2 separate regions of the Mus musculus genome follow, and region 2 is linked to region 1. A link is a loop called in an ENCODE intact Hi-C map of the cell type or tissue named here. Cell type or tissue: left cerebral cortex. All regions are shown on one strand. Links, peaks and the distances in the headings refer to the core of each region. The heading gives the core; the rest is flanking DNA. Region 1 holds the start of Zfp580 (zinc finger protein 580). Region 2 holds the start of Zfp579 (zinc finger protein 579).

The links. A loop is a pair of places that touch in the nucleus more often than their neighbours do. Peaks named below come from ENCODE experiments on the same cell type or tissue, not always from the same donor. Only the 100,000 strongest peaks of a DNase experiment are listed, where the experiment ranks them.
Region 2: it touches region 1 in a loop (4-fold over the local background); 10 of 42 quality-filtered maps call a loop at or near these places.

What each region holds. Positions count from the first base shown.
Region 1 is chr7:5,049,856-5,052,753 of GRCm38, forward strand. It overlaps Zfp580 (zinc finger protein 580), which reads left to right and starts at 1,677. Exons shown (of 2, transcript NM_026900.1): 1 at 1,677-1,859. Gm15510 (predicted gene 15510) reads right to left here. Exons shown (of 4, transcript NR_166619.1): 2 at 876-1,063. In left cerebral cortex, for the core only: no CTCF peak of the experiment used is centred there; DNase peaks (open chromatin) are centred at 1,433, 1,656, 1,842, 2,228 and 1 more place; H3K4me3 peaks cover 1,901 bases; H3K27ac peaks cover 2,146 bases.
Region 2 is chr7:4,994,342-4,997,239 of GRCm38, forward strand. Zfp579 (zinc finger protein 579) reads right to left here and starts at 1,760. Exons shown (of 2, transcript NM_026741.2): 1 at 1,663-1,760; 2 at 1-571. The coding sequence starts at 569. In left cerebral cortex, for the core only: no CTCF peak of the experiment used is centred there; DNase peaks (open chromatin) are centred at 1,447 and 1,829; H3K4me3 peaks cover 1,865 bases; H3K27ac peaks cover 1,207 bases.

The DNA.
Region 1 (2,898 bases), core at 209-2,708:
CTTCCACCACGTGGTCATCTGGGTTTGAACTCCTTTGCCCTTGTAGAGGACCTGGGTTTGACTTATAGCACCCACAAGGTGGTTCACAAACACTCTAACTCCAGTTCTAGGGAATCCGATTGCTGTCTTCTGACCTCCAAGGACACCAAGTACACATGTGTATATGCCTACAGGCCACCAAAACACTTACATACATTTTTTTTTAAAGGAGAGAGAGAATTCAAGGTTATCTTAGGCTGCATAGTCAGGCTAGGCTTCTTGAGATCATGTCTCAAGAAATAAAAATACAGTTTATATAGCTGTCTCCTGGGGCAAATCTAAATTAAGGAATGAATACGTTCCATACTTCAGGGCCTCAGAAGCACTAGTGCTCAATAGCTTCATGTATCCACTGTCACGCCTCATAGAAATTATAGCATTTGTTACCGATGGAAAGATGTTGGATAATTCTTCAAGGGGTAGTCCACTCTTTGGGTGGGTGGGTGGGTGGGGTCCTTGCACTGGGCGCCTAACCCTCCTCTCCCTTGGCTATGTCCAGCTGTTGCCCCCTCCCAACTCCCAGTACGTGGATCTAGGACTTAGCCTTAGATGGGTCCTAACCTCCTGTAATTGCATCTCATACCAGAGTGCATTTTACAAATACAAAGTGTCTTCACTGGCCCAGGCTACTGCATCAAAACTGGATGCTCAGACCCTCCTTGAAGAGCCCTGCGCGCCAGCTACCATAGGCAGTGGGTGCTGGTGACTTCAGCAGCACTCTTTTCCATTCCAAAGAACCAGCTTCCTTGCCTGTGTATACGACAATGCCTGGCTTTCTCTGAGCCTCAGCTTCCCCATGTATTCCATAGTAAGTCTAAACTTCCCCATGCCCGTACCTAGGAATGGCTGGTCTCCTCTGGAGACCTTACTTTCCCCTGCTGGGTCACTGGCAAGAATCACAGCTGCTCTCCATCCTTGTTTTCAGATGCGATTTCATGTAGCCCAGGCCGGCCTCCAACTCAATATATTGGAGAAGATAACCTTGAACTTCTGATTCTTCTGTTTCAACCAGTTTTATGCAGTGCTGGGGATCAAACCAAGAGTGCATGTTAGGTAAACCCTGTCCCCATTTTTATACCTAGCAAGCATGCTCCAGTTTTCAGATTCCCCATATGCTCTGCGGGGAAATAGTACATTTTCCTTTCTGGGTCAACATCTGGTCGTCCCCAGTCTCTGTTTCCCCGTATGTTCAGTGGAGCATATATACTTTACGGGATCTGGCAACGTCTTCTTTGGACATTGATTCCCCCATTTATGAGACGTGAGGATTGTGACCCTGCTAAATCAGAACAGAGATCGGGCTTCTGGACCTCTGTCTCTCCATTTGCTCATCCAACAGAAACACCCCTTCTCTAACCCGCTGGTTTTGCCTAAGCGGAAAGGGGAGGCAGGGTGGAAAGACGACAAGCTGTAAATTTCAATTCTTTATGGGGCGCTTACTAGACTTCACAGTATCTAGCTTTTTACGGGTCACTCAAAGCAAAGGAATGGCTCTTGTGAATGGCACGCAGCTGGAAACTGTCCTTTTGCAGGTCCTTCTCGTTGGCCAAGCGCCACCCCCACCCCTTGCGCTCTCCCTTTACAGCTGCAGACTCCAGCCTCGGAACCTTCGTGTGTGTAGCGGGCGTTTCTGAACGGTGCTCTTTCTCAGGGACGCCGTCGCCCCTCGCGCCCCTGCGCCCCCCGACCCGCGTCCCCGGCGCCGCCGGCCCGGAGCTGCCCGGAAGCTCGCTCCTACCGCGGCGCTCGTCAGGGCAAGCCCGGGTCCGTCCGGGACCTCGGCCCCGTTCTCCCCCGGACCCGAGAGGCTGCTGCACCGGGTACGGGGGCCGGGATGGAGGGAGGAGCCTGGCTTGGGCAGGGCGCGAGGCCGGCAGGTCTCTGGGTGTGGGTCGGAGCGGTGAGGCGACGAAAGCGACACTCAGAGCCTGAGAGAGGGGCGTCGGGAGGCCAAAGCTCCTTATGGAAGCCAGGGGAGTAGGAAGGCCGTAGGGGATATAACGGGACAGGGTGGTTTAGAGGACCAGGGCTGCTAGAGGTCCCCAGACGAGGGGCTATGCATCAAATAACCCGGGAGGTGAAGAGGGACCAGAGATGCCAGCTGTATCTAGAGAGGAGGGGCCAAGGTTAGGGGTAGCTGTGCGGGAACAAGAAACCAGAAGGTCTATGACTGCGAGTTGGAAGATGCTCCAAGGTGGTGGCGGCGATGGAGAGAGAAACCGAAGATGTCAGGATACTTTGTGGGTGGAGACGGTGGTGAATAAAATATAACAAGATGGGGGCGCATATTGGAGGCAGTCAGTTGAGAATGAAGTACAGACGATGGCTTTCCTCGAGTGGAAAGAGAATGGCAAAACCTTTAAGTGCAGAGTGTGGGGATGACATAAAAGAGCCTTGAATGGAAAGTGGGGAATTGGGTTAGTGGGACTCTGGATAAGTATCTAGGGAGGAAACTTGAGGCGACGACAACTGTGGAGATTGGGGAGGCTCTGAGGGTATTGAGGGACCTGAGGGAAAGGACTAAATCAGAGATTGAGTAGAGCTCTGAGAAAAAGGAATGGGTAGATGGGAGAAAAATCTCGGAGGCCACTAGTCTCTAGAATGTGAGATTAGAAAGGACCTAAACTGAGAAGGAAAGAAATGGACTTGGAGATTGATTTCGGTGGGTGGAGGTGAGGGAAGGGAATCCGAAGGATGTCTGAGGTTATGACCTGAGTCGGTGGAGCGGGGTGTTGCTAAGCCCTGGTGTAGGAGTCCCGGAGATGGGGACTGGAGTCACTTCTTACTTTGTAGGGAGGTAGGTCAGTAGCACAGTCTGGCAGGGAGTGGTATCATCTTCCTTTTTAGGATTTTTTTTTT
Region 2 (2,898 bases), core at 110-2,609, 56 kb before region 1:
TCCCGAGGATCCGTACTCGTGGGGACAGCCGCAGGAGCCGAGTCCCCTGCGGGCCACTGTGTGGTCGCCTCCTCCTCAGCCCCGGCCACCACCACCGTGGCGGGCTGTTCCACTCCCTCGTCCTGCGGACCCCAACTGGCCTCAGGCTCCTCCTTCACTGCCCTCTGCGTGGACAGATCCACCTCGCTACCTGCGTGCTCTTGGGCCAGGTGGCGCCTGAGCTGGGCTGGCTCCGGGAAGGTGCGTGGGCAGGCAGCGCAGCGCAGCGGGGGCTGGGGCCCGTGGCCACGAAGGTGGCGGGAAAGGTGGGCAGGCCTGCGGAAAGCTTTGGGGCACAGAGGGCAGGCATGGGGCCGGAGACCCGAGTGGCTCAGCCGGTGTCGAGACAGGTAGTAAGGGAAGCGGAAGAGGCGACCACAGGTTGGGCAGGGCAGAGGCGCCCTAGGGGCTCCAGCACCCCCTCTGCCACGACCACGGCCTCGGCCACGGCCACGGCCACGGCCTCGGCCTCGGCCACGGTCACGGTGAGGTGGGCTGCCCTGGGCGGGTGGAGGGGGCTGTGGATCCATGCCTGTGGGGAAAAGGGGAAGAGGCAGGGGTGGGGAGAAGAGATGAAAGATGTGGGGTGAGGTGAAGAGGAGAGCAGAGGTACAGGGCAGGTAGATCCACAGTTCAGAAGAGGATACAGATGAAAGTCGGGAGAGGAAGGTGGTGAGGAGGCAGAAGGGGATAGACACAGGAAAGGAGAGGAGAGAGTTGTGGAGACGTAGGAAAGGGGGGCCAAGTTCAGGAGAAACACAAAGGAGAGAGATAGAGAGAAAGAAAACATAGATATCAGAGGTGGGAACGGTCAGGAAGACAGAACAAGACACATACAGAGGAGACACAGGGAGACAAAGTCAGCCAATTGATTTTGCTCTAGTGCCCTGGGGCTTGAACATTCCTGGAGGGGCTGGGAACCAGTCCACCCTTGGGGCCCAAGTAGGGTGGGATTCAAAGTCAAGAGGCCCTGGAAATAAAAAGTCCATAAGTCAGGGGCTGGGAGGGACCAGTGGGTAGCCGGGCTTAAGCCCCTGGGTCTGTGAGAGGAGAGCTGGGGTCTGGATTCCTGGGTCTGAGGGAGGAGGAATGGGGTCTGGATTCCTGGATCGGAAGGAGGAGGGCTGGGGTCTGGGCTCCTGGGTCTGAAGAAGGTCGGGGTCTGCACTCCTGGGTCTGAGGGAGGACCTGGACTCCTGGGTTTAAAGAAGGGCTGATTTCTGGATCCCTGGGTCTCAGGCAAGAAGACTGAAAGGTAGGACTCCTGGGTCTCAGATAGAACCAGATAGGCGAACTAGACTCTTGCAGGTAGACGCAGCCTCTGAGTCCGGGTGAAGGAAGAAGCTGGGTAAGGGGCCCTGACTCACAAGACAAGGGGGAGGAGTGGACTGGGAGCTGGGCTGCAGAAAATCCTCAGCGAGAAAGCTGTGGCCAGACCCCTGGCCGGGCGTGGTGTCGGGGGAGGGCGTGGAACCTGCCGGCTGTCGGGGGATCTAGGTCCAAGAGGGGGTCTATCTGTTCCGGGTAGGTGTGATCTGCAGAACTAAGGCAGCGGGTCGAGGCCTTGCAGATTGCTCTGCGCAGGGCCTGGGGCTCGCCCCAGTCTCAGGGAGCCGGTCTTACCTCCACCTCCTGCGCTCCTTTCTTCCTTCCCTGCGGCCGGGCGATCGCGGACAGTGGTGGCGGAGAGGGAGGGGGTTGAGCGTAGTGGGAGGGGTGGGGGTGGAGAAGGAGGCTGGGCTCGGTGTTACAGCCTAAGCCTTCCCCCCGGAAACCCGGTGCTTGGTCGGAGGCCAGAAGAGGAAAGACTGGCTGAGAAGCCGGAAGCGGAGGGCCAGGGACCTGGTGGGGGTGCGGGGGGGGGGGGGGCGGGAGCAGAGGAGGGAGCTGCGGCTCCTGGATCCCGGGAGGGGAAGGGGCTGAAGGCCTGTCCTTTGGACCCTCAGAGGAGGAGGAGGCTGCAAGCCTGGGAATCTGGATCCAGCTTTCCACCCCTCCTCCATTTCCCAGCAGATAACACATATTCATTCATTCTTTCAACAAACAGGCATTTATCAAGCCCTGCCGGTGCCAGGCACTGTGCTGGCTGCTGGGTCTGAAGAAGGCAGAGATGGAGATGAACGAAGCAGTGAGTGATACAGGCTTGAGAGTGAACATCAATGATACAAGGAGTGCACCTCTATGATCGAGCCTGACTCTCACTGTCCCTTGGTTGCCTGGGCAAGCAATTCTCTCTTCTCCGAGCCTCAGTTTCTCCCTTTATGGTAAGCCCCAGGATCACAACCCGACCAGTTTTATCAGAACACCTACTGTGGGCTGGCTCTGTCCTTGGTGCTGGATCGATAAAGGCAAAATTCATACTATGATGAAAAGGGACAAACAAGAGTCAGTCACAGACGGTGTGACGAGGGAAGCTCTTGTTTTGGGCAAAGTGCTGTGGAATGAAGGGGATGGAAGAGACAGTGAGCTGGCTTTCAATGGGAGTGAATGCCATTCCTCTAGTCTTCCTTGGCAACTACGTTTCTGGAACTTGGAGCTTTAATGTTTCAGCCTGCTACATGGGCCACATCTCAAAGTATATATGATGGAGAAAAAGGGCCGTTTCAGTTATCTGCCTGCATTACAGTGTTGTTTTCTTTAGGGTTAACTTCATGCCAAACATAGTTGGCAAGAGGCTGGGTAAACTGTTCCTTTTGTACGTGTCTGGGTGAGTAGAGGTTTGGAAAGCTTTGATATGCTAGTAATTCCAGGAATTTACCCTTGAGAAACCAGAAACATGCAGTATTATACTTGTGCCAGTCCATTGCGGCTGCTTTCTTTTTCTTTTTAAAAACATTTCAGGGGGCTGGTGAGATGGCT